Regions from separate parts of the Mus musculus genome. Here region 1 is linked to region 2. A link is a loop called in an ENCODE intact Hi-C map of the cell type or tissue named here. Cell type or tissue: heart. All regions are shown on one strand. Links, peaks and the distances in the headings refer to the core of each region. The heading gives the core; the rest is flanking DNA. Region 1 has its middle 59 kb from the start of Rasd2. Region 2 overlaps Tom1 (target of myb1 trafficking protein).

Region 1 (6,800 bases), core at 986-5,985, 200 kb before region 2:
CACCCTCCGAAACTCCCCTGCCCACCACCCCTCTTACCTCACTTAGGACCAATCAGCTTAAAGGTCAGATAATAATACTTTGTCTAGTTAGCCAAAAATGTAGTACTGCCTCCACCCTTACCTTCTGGATTTCTGAACCTGGTTTTTCCTATGGAAAGCATCACAGCTTGATTTTCAAGTCCTTTGTGATATTGACTGATCAGTATTGGGATGTGTGTTCAATAAACTGTTCTTGCTGAACTAAGATTGGTGTTTGTATGGTTTATGTGTTGATTCCTGAACCCCGACAAAGAGAAATAGAAACCCTGCTAGAATCATATCTGATCTGCGAGAGCTCACCAGCCAAATGTGAGTAAATTAAAGCAATGAGCAGATGTGTCTTAGTCAGGGTACCCATCACTGTGAGCAATCACCATGACCAGGGCAAATCCTATAAAGGACAACATTTAATTAGGGCTGGCTTACTGATTCAGAGGTTCAGTCCTATCATAAAACCCAACAAAATGTAACTGTAAGAAACAAAAGATAAGATCAGCGGCGTGTGGCGGTGAGACGTCTCACAGAAAATTCTCAGCTCCCAGGCATGGGTCCTTGGGCTTCTTGCCTCTTGAGCGCGGCAGCCTGCAGTTGGAAAGTGAAGAGCTTCCCTAAGGATGACGCTTCCAAGCCTGTTCACTTCACAGCCTTTCTGGGGTACAAGGCTGGCATGACCCACATTGTCCAGGAAGTTGATAGGCCAGCATCTAAGGTGCACAAGAAAGAAGTCGTGGAGGCTGTGACCATTGTGGGAACCACCCTCCCCCAATAGTTGTTGTGGGCATTGTGGGATATGTTGAGACCCCACGAGGCCTTCGGACCTTCAAGACAGTATTTGCTGAGCAAAAGGCGGTTCTATAAGAACTGGCACAAATCTAAGAAGACGGCTTTCACCAAGTACTGTAAGAAATGGCAGGATGGCACAGGCAAGAAGCAGCTGGAGAAGGACTTCAGCAGCATGAAGAAGTACTGCCAGGTCATCCGCATCATTGCCTACACTCAGATGAGTCTACTTCCTCTGCACCAGAAGAAGGCACACTTGATGGAGATCCAGGTGAATGGGGGCACTGTGGCTGAGAAGCTTGACTGAGCCCGAGAGAGGCTGGAGCAGCAGGTTCCTGTGAACCAGGTGTTTGGGCAGGAGGAGATGATTGATGTCATCAGCGTGGCAAAAGGCAAAGGATACAAAGGGGTGGCCAGTCGTTGGCATACAAAGAAACTGCCCAGAAAGACCCATCGAGGTTTGTGCAAAGTTGCCTGTATTGGAGCCTGGCACCCTGCCCGTGTAGCCTTCTCTGTGGCTCGAGCTGGGCAGAAAGGCTACCATCACCGAACAGAGATTAACAAGAAGATTTACAAAATTGATCAAGGCTACCTCATCAAGGATGGTAAACTGAGCAAGAACAATGCATCTACTGACTATGACCTGTCTGATAAGAGCATCAACCCACTGGATGGCTTTGTGCATCATGGTGAGGTGACTAATGACTTCATCATGCTCAAAGGCTGTGTGGTGGGGACCAAGAAGCAAGTGCTTACTCTTCATAAGTCCTTGTTGGTCCAGACCAAACATCAGGCCCTGGAGAAGATTGACCTGAAGTTCATTGACTCCACCTCAAAATTTGGCCATGGTTGTTTCCAAATCATGGAGGAGAAGAAAGCATTCATGGGACCACTCAAGAAAGATCGCATTGCCAAGGAGGGTAATTGATTCCAGGACAACTTTGCATAGCTGGTGGGGTCTCACCAATAAAATATTTCTAGAAAAAAAAAGAAGAAGAAGAAGAAGAAGAAGAAGAAGAAGAAGAAGAAGAAGAAGAAGAAGAAGAAGAAGAAGAAGAAGAAGGAAGAGGAGGAGGAGGAGGATGAGGAGGAGGAGAAGGAGGAGGAAGGAAGGAAGGAAGGAAGTAAGGAAGGAAGGAAGGAAGGAAGGATAAAAGGAAAAAATCTTGAAAGAAGCCATCAGCTTCAAAGGTTAAAGGAACAACAGCATAATGCAGAAATATATAAAACCTTGAGAAAGACAAGCTAAAATGCTTTTAGGACATTAGCTATTTTAGTGTAACATCGTGTTTTAAAACAAACCAAGAATGGAAACATTTCATTTCTCTCGGGTTACTTAAAGAAACACTGCATTAAAAAAGCAGTAGGAGCCCTTTGTGAACTTAACACTTGAACTCACTGTGTTAATCTCACTCCATAAAACTGGCTCAACAGAAAATGCAATAACCATGCTTCAGAGCAGAGTTTAGGGACCCCAACAAAGCTTGGTGACACAACTAGCATTAGTGAGGCCCTGGGTTCAAAGCGCACACCATAAAAAGTTATAATCTTAAAGATACATGTCAGGAATGCCTCCCAGGTTCTAAAGTGATCATGACCTAGAATGTGAACCACAGAGGGGAAAGGAACCAGTTTTATTCTTCACAGGAGAATGGAAATGGGTGGCAAGTGATTGATAATGAGCTTGATTTAGACAAGCTGAAAACCACATCTCCAGAGACAACAAAAATAAATAATTATCTACCAGATGTCAGTCCAAAGCAAGCACAGTATTTCCCTGCCTTTCATTAATGCCTCCAATGACTTTGGAGGTGTTGGGATAACACCGGGTCCCTCCCCCCTTTTTAATATATCCAGGGGAAGAAAGCAAATTTCTCTAAGAGAAACAGGAAATATACCCTGGGCTTTAACCCAGCCCTTTGCTTACAGCTTCCCAGGACAGCAGTAGTGGTGGCTTACCTATTAGCTTGCAGCCAGGATTGCTTGTCCCTGCCCTTTTCTTCAATCTGTTTTTAGAACCAGTCAGCTTTGTCATCATCTCTCAACTATTTACAAGGTTGAGAAGAAAAAAAAAATCAAGGATGTTACTCAGCAGCCCCTAAAACTACAAGCAGGAATCAGCAATGTGGAAAAAGAACTTTTGTGTTTTCTCCCATACCCAGTATTTCTGAAACTTCCAATACTAAGAATCCACACGTGTAAACCGTAAGGTGGTTTTACTGTATCAAACAAACATTATTGTTTTTAACCACAGCATCAACATGATCCTAAGAACACAGCAAAGGTTAAAAATCCAAAGTGCTTAAGCTATAGATAGCGATGGGAACTATATAAATACAGGGAAAGAGAGACAAAAGAAAGAGGAGAGGAGGGGAAGAGGAGAGGTAAAGGAGAGGAGGGAGAGGAGGGGAAAAGGAGGGGGAGTGGAAAGGGAGATGGGGTAGAGAAGCAGGAGAGAAGGGGGGAGAGGAGGGGAGGGGTGGGGAGGGGAGGGGAGGGGAGGGGGAGTGACAAATAGTACTTGCCTCCAAGAGAGACATAAGATTTTGAAGCAATCTCTATTTAGAACAGATGATCTCAATATTTTAAGAATTATCCTGGATTTAATTTTTTTTATTTCTCTCTAAAAGCCCATGTGCAATTTGCATATAGCACTTTAAACTGTGGTTCTACTTGTTTTGCAGCTCAAGCAAAGTGTAACTACAGAAACCAGGCTCTGAGTATACATGGGCCTCTCCTTCCCCTGAGATGCTGACATGATCTTCTGTTACAGTTTCTGAAAAGTCTGACTCAGTTTGCCTAAGTGAAAAAGTCCTCAAAACTCCAGGCATGCGGTGACCTGGCGGGCTGTGGTTCTGCGTGCCTTTAATACCAGCACAAAAGGCAGAGGAAGGCTGCTCTGCACAGCAAACTCTAGGTCTGAGAGACTATGTAAAAGAAAATTATCTAACTAAAATGAATAAATAAATAGGCATGTGTGTTTCCGTTCTGTCATTACCATACTTCCTGCAGATACTACCTCTGGCCACCAGATGGCAATGCTGTAAAAATAGATGAAAAGTTGACCAAACTGCCCCAGAGAAAATCTGGAGTTCATCTGCTAATGTGACACGTGTCAATAAATGTATAAATTTTTCAGGGCATCTGATGAACTTCAAGGTAAGACTTTAGACATGTAAAAAGAGAGACTGAGAAAACTTCCCACTCTGGAAAAATTAAAATGCTAATAATGAAAGGGCTTCTGCACTTAACCTCTGACCCCACACTGAGAGAAATGATCTCATCGTCAAAATCAGGAATATGTGCTGACATGGGCAGGGATTCCTGACATGGAAAATGGGACAACATCACTCCTGTTTCCGTTATAGATTTAGACTGTGCATCCATGTAGCCTCACAAAATTTTGGTGAAAAGATTGTTTGGTTCTTGGGAGGATACTATAATCTCAAAGGGAAACAATGAATATAACTCAAAAAAAAATCCGACTTCAAGTTAAAAATGACACTGAGACTTGACTATAAAATCAAGGCTCAGGAGTCACTGCCCAAGAGGACCATGGGGGAGACAAATAGAAGACATTCTTTCCCTTAATCGCTGGCATTCTCAGAGACTTTGAGATGAGAAGCCAGGCATAAAGAGTAAGTCTATCAATTATTAAGACACAGCTTCTACTAGTCAACAGTCTGCTAAAACTGTAGCCCTTAGTAAAGAAGCTGCAACACAGAGGAAAGATACACAAAAAGAAAGATACATCCTCCTTGAGAATGTCCAGACCAACAGAAAGCCATTAGGAAAACACACAGTTCAAGAACTTAAGATGTGGTGGCACAGCACACACCTGCAATCCTCGCCCTGGGGGAGCTGGGACAGGAGCAGTGGGAATCTGAGTCTGCCTGGTTACATAGTAGATCCCAGCCTTGAGGGCTGGGAGTCGAGCTCAGTGACAACTAGCAGAGCCTTGCAAGTACTATCCTCAGCACCACAAGAAAACACTGAGGGGGGAGGGAGGGACAGAGAGAGAAGGCATAGTGGGCTAAAGGTGTGGGGGGCCTTCTGCTATTGCCATAAACAAAAAAAAAGAAAAAAAAAGAAAGAAAGAAAAAGAAAAACATTTAACTACTCCAAAGATTGAACGAAATGCTGCTAAGATATGCAGGAAACCTATCTATATTTAAGATTATAAACTGGAGGTAGGGCTCTGACCCCAGGACTCAGGTGAGATCGCCATCTTGTATCCCTGGTCTCTCGGGGACCAGTCTGCACCAAAGAGCACCCGGGGGGCGGGGGCTGCAGAAGCAATAGAGCTTCTTGCTTCTTGGGCAGGGTCCCTTCAGGCCTTCATTCTCAGTCAGGAGGCAGAGCTGAGCTCCAGACCTCTATGTACCTTCCCTGTAAGAGGAGAGCTTCCCTGCAGAGAGTGCTCTGACCACTGGGACTCAGGAGATCGTTGGACTCCCAGGAGGGCTGACAGAGGCTAACAGAATCACAGGAGGAACAAGCTCCAGCCAGAGACAACTATAACAACTAACACCAGATGGCAAAAGACAAACTTAAGGATCTTACTAGCTGCTCTTCCAGAGGATCCAGGTTCATTTCCCAGAACCCACTAGGAAACTCAATCATCCATAACTCCAATTCCAGAGGTTCTGGGGCTCTCTTCTGAACTTTAAAGACACTAAAGACACATGTGATATATGCAGGCAAAACATTCACACACATAAAAGAAAAATAAACGGTTTGGGGTTTTTTCCCACATATTTTTATTAGATATTTTCTTTATTTACATTTCAAATGCTATCCCGAAAGTTCCCTATACCCCCCCCCCCCGCCCTGCTCCCCTACCCACTCACTCTCACTTCTTGGCCCTGGAGTTCCCCTGTACTGGGGCATATAAAGTTTGCAAGACCAAGGGGCCTCTCTTCCCAATGATGGCCGACTAGGCCATCTTCTGCTACATATGCAGCTAGAGACACAAGCTCTGTGGGTACTGGTTAGTTCATAGTATTGTTCCACCTATAGGGTTGCAGACTCCTTCAGCTCTTGGGTACTTTCTCTAGCTCCTACATTGGGGGCCCTGTGTTCCATCCTATAGATGACTGTGAGCATCCACTTCTGTATTTGCCAGACACTGGCAAAGCCTCACAGGAGACATCTATATCAGGGTCCCTTCAGCAAAATCTTGCTGGTGTATGCAATAGTGTCTGCATTTGATGGCTAATTATGGGATGGACCCCCATGTAACCTTCTTTCAACCATTTCTCCAAAATGCTATGGCAAATATAGGAAAAACTAAAGTCAGTAACCAGAAGAGCAAAGCACACTCAAATGTCTGCATGTTTAACCAAGAATACAAAAGCAGCATTATGATAGCAATCACCTTAGTGTCATAGCAAAAGCAAATAAAATGGATAAATCCATAGGCAAAACAAAAAGAAATACACATGTAAGAATCCTTTAAAATTATATCATTGATTCTATTAAATAAGAACAAAATAATAATTTTATTAGTAACAACTTTGTCATTTCATAAAATGATAATAAAATTTAATATACATTGAATTGCTCTTATCCAAATTCACTCATGTTTCATATATCTTATTATGAATGCTAATTATGTTATCAAAAATAATATTTGCAGGAGAGGGTCTACACATAGCTGCTGGGAACATACCCTCAGTTGATTCTGGTTGGTAAATAAAGATGCCAGCAGCCAATAGGCAGAATTTTAGGATTCCTGGGCTTGGGCCTGGGAGAAAGGGGGTAAGGAGAATGGACACACTTTAGGAGAGTGTGGACAGAGGAGAGACACAGAGGCTACCTTGAGGTAGAGAAGCAAGGAGAGCACCCTGGGCTCTGGGCCAAGAAAGAACAGCCCAGAGGGCTACACAAATTGGTTCTGGAGTAGCCAAGATGGAATATAGAATTAGTAAGCAATAACTCAGAATTATCAGCAGGAAGCAGATTCTAGCAGCATAGAGGCT
Region 2 (6,800 bases), core at 948-5,947:
GGGATTGAAGGTGTGCACCACCATGCCTAGCCCAATATAATCTTTAAAAAGCCACACCTTGAAAGTTTAACCTCAGATCTTATGAACACCCTCTTCTTGTGCTTATGTAGCACTGTAGGCTATGCCAAGAGGACTCCTGCTGGCTGGAGCATGTGTGGGGCGGTGTGCCTGTGCACTGCATGTATGATGGCAGTATGCCACATGGACCAAGGCTGAGTAAGGAGGAGCCTGATAGAAGAGGAGGGCTGGAATGCATCCCTATCCTTAGCTACATTCTGTCTCCTCTAGGTCTTTGCTCTTTGACAAAGTGCAGGTGCTTGCTTTTGCTAGCTGGACCTAGAGGACAGGCTCCTACACAACAGTGACTGAGGAGGGGGTCAAGGCATGGGTGCCAGGAGGGGATAGCAGGGACAGTGGCAGTAAACTGACGAGTGAAAGGTACCAGCTCAGCACTTTACAAAGCCAGGAGCAAAGCCTTCAAGGACAGAGCAGGACTAGGGTTTCATGAATAAACACGCCCATGAAGCTGAGGCCGAGGTTGGCACGAGTGTTTCAAAGCATGTGGCCCAGTGAGTCTGGTTATCCTCGACTTCTGTCCTTTTGGGTCAGGGGGTTTGCCTCAACCAGCAGGGCTGCACAGATGGAAACTGGCCAGCTAGAGCATCTTCGATACTGGACTGAGTCTGATTACTGGTGTGCAAAAAGGGAGAAATAGGAACTGCTCAACATATTGCAAAGTATCATGTAGACACAAGCACAGAAGTGATTATCTATACACACATATGAATATCAATGCAGTCACAAAGTGGTGGTCCCAGCCTCCATGCAGCCCTGGTGGGAGCTGCCTCTTCCCAAAGCCAGGCTGAGATAGTGGTTTAGGTAGAAATCTGAGATCATAGGTTGCCTGACTCCTGATTTTTGTGTACCTCCCTTCCAAAGACTGCATCAGAGACACAAAGTTAGAAATAAAAATAGAGACCATTTATTTAAAAAAGTCAAACAGCCAGGCACGTAGTGTACACCTTTAATTCCAGGACTCAGGAGGCAGAGACAGGAGGATTTCTGAGTTTGAGGCAAACCTGGTCTACAGAGTGAGTTCCAGGACAGCCAGGGCTACACAGAGAAACCCTGTCTCAAAAAACAAACAAACAAACAAAATTTATATGTATGTGTTTTGTTTATATTATGTCTGGGTACCATGTACTCACAGAGGCCCAAAGAAAGCTCCAAATTCCCTGGAACTGGAGCTAGAGACAGTTATAAGCTACCATGTGGATGCTGGGAATTGAGCCTCCGTCCTTTGTCACATGCAACTGTGGGGATTGAGATGCAGGGTGGCTTCGGGCAGGGGCAGCGTACAGATAGGCTAATCCAGCGAGGGGAGGATAGGGCTCCAGGTGGATGGCAGTGAAGTCTGCTTGCTCACTGCTAGGTGCAGCTTTTTTTTTTTTTTTTTTTTTTTTTTCGAGATAGGGTTTCTCTGTATAGCCCTGGCTGTCCTGGAACTCACTTTGTAGACCAGGCTGGCCTTGAACTCAGAAATCCGCCTGCTTCTGCCTCCCGAGTGCTGGGATTAAAGGCCTGCGCCACCACGCCCGGCTTTTTAAAAGATTTATTTATTAATTATATGTCAGTACACTGTAGCTGTCTTCAGACACCCCAGAAGAGGGCACCAGATCTCACTACAGATGGTTGTGAGCCACCATGTGGTTACTGGAATTTGAACTCAGGACCTTCAGAAGAACAGTCAGTGCTCTTAACCACTGTGCCATCTCTCCAGCCCCCTAGGTGCAGCTTTTAAATGGGTAGGGAGTCCTAGGGAGCAGGTAGAAGCCCCAGTCAGACTCCCTGGATCTGAGTCCTTTCTCTCTCCTATTCTGCTCTGACCTCATGGCTGGTTCTTGGTAGGTTCCCATGTCTCTGGAGATGGGCTAAGTATGATCTGTCAGTCATTGTCAATCTCCATGAGGACTGGTGGAGGCAGGTCCTATATGCCACTGCTCTGTACAGTTGAAGGAACCTGTGTGTGCTAGCCATGAGCATGATGTCTTTCCAAATGCATATGTTGAAGTCCTTAGGACCTCACAGTGTGACTGTTTTTGGAGAGAGCAACTCTAAAGAGGTGACTAAGGTGCAGCATGGTCATTAGACCAGTATAACTGCTGTCTTTCTGAGAGGAAGTCAGGGTGAAGATATGTAGGCCAGTGACAGCACAGGGTGAAGACGGCCATCTGCAAACCAAGGATGTTCCTGCCACACCTGGATCTTAGACTTCCAGTTTATGGTGTGAATAAATGTGTGTTGTTTGGCCAGCTACGGCCCTTTGCTGGGGAATTGTGCAGGGGAACGACATGGACCAAGGACTTCTGTGGAGCTTTCTGATGTTGGAGGTGGAGAGGCTTCCTCCAGGGACAAATCCCAGAACCCCCAGACAGTAGGATGTGTTAGTCACTCTATCTGCCTACAGTGAAGCCTGCTTCCTTCTCTTCCTGTCCCAAAGCTGTAAGGTGAGTGGCAGAATGGCCACTGTCAGTGAGGGGACTGCAGCAGGTCAGAGGGGTTCAGGAGCTTGAGTTGAGGGAAGACTTGTGTTTGGACAGGGTCATGGGGTCCAGCAGAGGATGGCCTGGAAAACATCAGATAGGGACATCAAGACTAGTGGTAATGTGATGGAGCAAGAAGCAGTAAGAGTGGACCAAGCTAGGTGTACAGATGATGTCTGAGACTGCAGCACTCGGGGTTTGAAGAGGGAGGTTAGGAAGTTTGCTTGCTCAAAAGCAAACAAAAAAAAATAAGCTGGGCAGTGGTGGTATATGTTTTAAATCCCAGCACTTGGGATGCAGGGCCAGGTGGATCTCTGAGTTTGAGGACAGCCTGGTTTACAGAGAAGTTTCAGAACAGCCAGGGCTACACAGTGAAACTCTACCTCAAAAAGAAACACAAACCAAACCAACTAAAAAACCACAACCAATCAAAAAACAGTAGTACATTGGGCTGTGTTTCATTACTGGAGAAGTGAACAAACAGCACAAGAAGCTGGGATCTGAGTACTGTGCTGGGCTGTACTCGGTACCATGGTGCAGTCCTGACTTCCTGCACATAGCAACAGTTCAGTTGTGCACGTGGCAGAGGAGCCTAAGCAGGATGCACACCAGCTTCTGTCAGGAGCACCAGGAGATGGGTGTTACCTATCTGAAGTTTCATAGCCTGTTGCTAGCTCTGGTGTGTCTTTTCTATACAGTCCAAGAGTCAGGAGAATCAGAGCTGAAGTGAGGGTAGGGATAGGGTGTGTGAGTGTGTGTGTGTGTGTGTGTGTGTGTGAGGGTAGGGATAGGGTGTGTGTGTGTGTGTGTGTGTGTGTGTAGGAATAGGGTGTGTGTGTGTGTGTGTGTGTGTGTGTGTGTATTCCTGAGACACGTGCTTGGAGGGAAAGGTGGAAGGAGAGCTTCCTTGAATGCAGCACTGCTGCCATCTTGTGGTTACAGTTGGACACTGGTTCTGAAGCCAGGTCCACCGGGCAGGAGAGCCTTTCAGCTATCTTGGAAAGCTTCATGAAGTGCTGACCTGGGCAGACCTAGAACCAAGACCCATGGCTAGTCCCTGCTTCACTCTCATTGCTGGGGTCCAATCAATTGTGGGCATCTTTGCACAGGCATCTAAGGCAGGGAGGAGACTGGTGCTGCCTTCTAGGTCTCCAGCAGTTGTCCTCAATGGCCACACTGGGAGCTAGGAAGCAACAGCCTAGGCTGAGTTGAGGAACCTGAGCTGCAGAATTGTAAGCTTACTACTGGGGTCTGCAGCCAGTGCCTAGTTTCCTACCAGCCTCTCTCCCTTCTGCTGCCTGCTTGGTCTCCAGAGGGAGAGCCCTGATAGCTCTGCCCTGTCTTGGTGGAAGTCTGGGGAACTGCTCACTTAATCCCAGCTTTGAGGTTAGTCCAGTGGCCCCTTTATCTCAGATCTAGTCTTTATTGCCCCTTCCCTTCTACAAGTCCTCAGGCAGGCACATTTGTCACATCCCTATTCATATCACCTGCACTGTGTTGCGCACCATGTCTGCCGTACAACAATTAGTCACAATATCAACCTCTGGTAACACACAATCTGGTAGTGTAGCTATTGGTAGGGCCCTAGGCTTCTGGAGTGGTCATGGAAACTCCCCCTAGACTTTCTAGCGTACCTAGCAAAGTAGCAGCCTTGCCTTTGAACATTTACAAAGTCACCTAGTGGGCTTCAGATATGGAGAGAATAAAGGAAGCAGGTAGGTAGAGGAGTGGGTGGGTGGGGCCCCTTCTTCTCCATGACTTGTTAGACAGGTAAGGCCCTGCATACCCACATGTAAAGGAGAAGCACACCATGGATGCTACGGGATCAGGCCAGGGGTGGACAGGCCTGGCTTGGACATGGACTCTCAGCCCTTCTCCTGCATGAAGATGGAATATTCCAGATCTATGCAGGCTGTCCTTAACCTGCTCCCTTTACCCGAGTGTCCCTAGCGAGCTGGGCCAGGTCGCAGAGTACAGGTGCCGGATCCTGTGTGTTGGCCACTGCTTTGGAGAAGACAGTGTCTCTAGCATTCTGCATACTGCATTCTGCATACTGCATGCTTAGCATGCTGCTAAGGGCTGGGTCAGCTATAAACAAGGCCTCTTGAGGTCTGTATAGAACCAGGGAAGGTCTTGGTGCCCACATGTGATTTGCATGGCCCAGTGCCCAGGGCTGTGTGCTGAGGCAGCCATGAGCTCTAGTCACCAGCATGCAGTGCTGACAGTGCAGTTACCTAGGCCATGGCCGGCACCAGCACACTCCCTTTGGCCTCCTGTCCCAATATGCCAACATTGTCTACCAATACTAGGCTCCCTCTCTTGACCAACATGCTACTATTGTAGGATGGGCAAAAGCCAGCTGCTAGGGGTAGTGGTATATGAAGGGACCCAATCAGGTAGATGGCTGTCTTGTGCACAGCAGAGGGAGGCTGGATCTTTTGGGGTGAAGCAGGGATTGTATCTGAGCATGGCTGTGTGCTCTGCCCTGCTGTGGGCAGGAGATGCTCACCACTCAGATGGCTTTTAGCTCAAAGCAGATGCCCTGCTCCCAGTGAGCTCAAATTGCTTCCGCCAGAGCAGATCATGCTGACAGGTGGTTTTCTACTTTTATTTGGGGATACAAAAGGCACCTCTCCCTGTACCTGAGGACCAATCAACAGGTGAGCCCCAGGTGGGTGGAGCCCTGCTGGAGGTACAGAGCAAGGATAGGGGAAAGGCAGTGGAGGAACTGGGGAGCTCTGGGTACCCAGAATCCTCGAGGTCTCATCTTGACACCTGGGCAGTGAGATGTTTCCTCGATGGGTGCAGTTTCGTACCAGGACAGTGGGCAGCTCAGCAGGGGCCACCATAGCCCATCCCAAAAGCCACTGAAGCTTTTTTCGGGCCCCACTCTGCAGGGGGATGGGATAGGCAAGGCTGTGGTAATGTCTCCTCTATTGCCTAGACTGTTAGTGTAGAGTCTGGAGGGCTCCCGTGGGATTCTCTGGGGAAGGGACCAGGGGAATATCACAGAAGCAGCCTTACACCAGGTCAATTAGGTCCTATCAGGTCAGCTTGTCTGGGGCCCCAGGTCTCAGTAAAATCATAGTCGTTAGCAGGATGGGAAGAAGGCAGGACCAGCCAGGATTCCAGTGGAGGGCTGACTTATTCCTTCAGTTGACCCCCTTGCTGCCCAGGCTCTGGGAGAAGAGAAGCGGGGTAACAAAACACCCCCAAGCAGCTTTAATACCAAGGGAGGGAGGGGCCCCAGTGGGTATGAGAGTGTCAGGCCCTGGGCTGCAGGATGCCAGACCCTGCATTCATAAGGCAAACAGCATGTCATCGTCCTTCTCCTGGGTCTTCCTCCGAGGGGCTGTTCCAGGAGATGGTCTGGGGGGTCCCTCGGCTGAAGGGCTGGCCAGGTTGGGAAGTCGATCAGCAGCTTTGGCTCGTTCTTCCAGAAATTTGTCAAATTCTAGAGGGAAAGAGTAGGCTTGTAGGCTAGAGCTGGGGGAGGGGGAGGGAGAAGGGGAGAAAAGGGGGTGGGAGAGGGGCAGGGGCAGGGGCAGGCAGATGGGGTGGAGGTTACCTTCACTGGTGACACCAGAGGGCTCCTCAGCACTGTTCCCCTGAGAATGCAGAGGGAAAGAAACAGAGGTTATTACTGCCAGGAGCATGCAGAACTGGACGCCCAGTGGAACAGCCTTGGGATCAGGACCAGTGTTGCTGTTGTCCTTAAGCTGACCCTGATGTCAGGTCTGAGGTCTTGGGTTGAAACCTCCTATGCTTCAGAACCCAGGTGTTCCAATTTCTCAGCCATGATTTTTTTTTTTTCTCCTTTGAAACAGGGAGACTGGCCCTGAAGAAATAGCTTAGCAGTTAAGAGCTCATACTAATTCTTACAGTGAACTCAAGTTCAGTTTCTAGCACACATATCAGGCAGCTCCTAACAGCCTATATACCAGAAGCAGGGGACCCAATGCCTTCTTTTGGCCTCTGTGGGTACGGCTCTTGAGCCCATACAGGTGCATGCTCACTCATAGACACAAAACATAAAATTAGGACTGGCGATCTTGCTCAGTGGTTAAGGGCTCAGTTTGCTGTTGCAGAGGACCTGGGTTCTGTTCCCATATGGCAGTTCATATGAATTGTAACTCTAGTTCCAAGGAAGCGGATGTCTTTTATTTTGTAAAAAGTTAAATCTTTTTTTAAAACTTAAATGTCAAGAAACAGAGAGAATGGCTAGGCATGGTGGCACATATCTTTAATCCCAGCACT

Evidence for each region. Peaks named below come from ENCODE experiments on the same cell type or tissue, not always from the same donor. Only the 100,000 strongest peaks of a DNase experiment are listed, where the experiment ranks them.
Region 1: it touches region 2 in a loop (6-fold over the local background); 10 of 42 quality-filtered maps call a loop at or near these places.

What each region holds. Positions count from the first base shown.
Region 1 is chr8:75,269,421-75,276,220 of GRCm38, reverse strand. It overlaps the pseudogene Gm9644. Among named protein-coding and RNA genes, the nearest start is that of Rasd2, 59 kb to the right of the region's middle. In heart, for the core only: a CTCF peak has its summit at 3,838 (motif pointing right); no DNase peak of the experiment used is centred there.
Region 2 is chr8:75,068,447-75,075,246 of GRCm38, reverse strand. It overlaps Tom1 (target of myb1 trafficking protein), which reads right to left. Exons shown (of 15, transcript NM_011622.3): 14 at 6,112-6,151; 15 at 5,126-5,997. The coding sequence ends at 5,843. Among named protein-coding and RNA genes, the nearest start is that of Hmox1, 22 kb to the left of the region's middle. In heart, for the core only: a CTCF peak has its summit at 3,489 (motif pointing left); a DNase peak (open chromatin) is centred at 3,466; H3K27ac peaks cover 504 bases.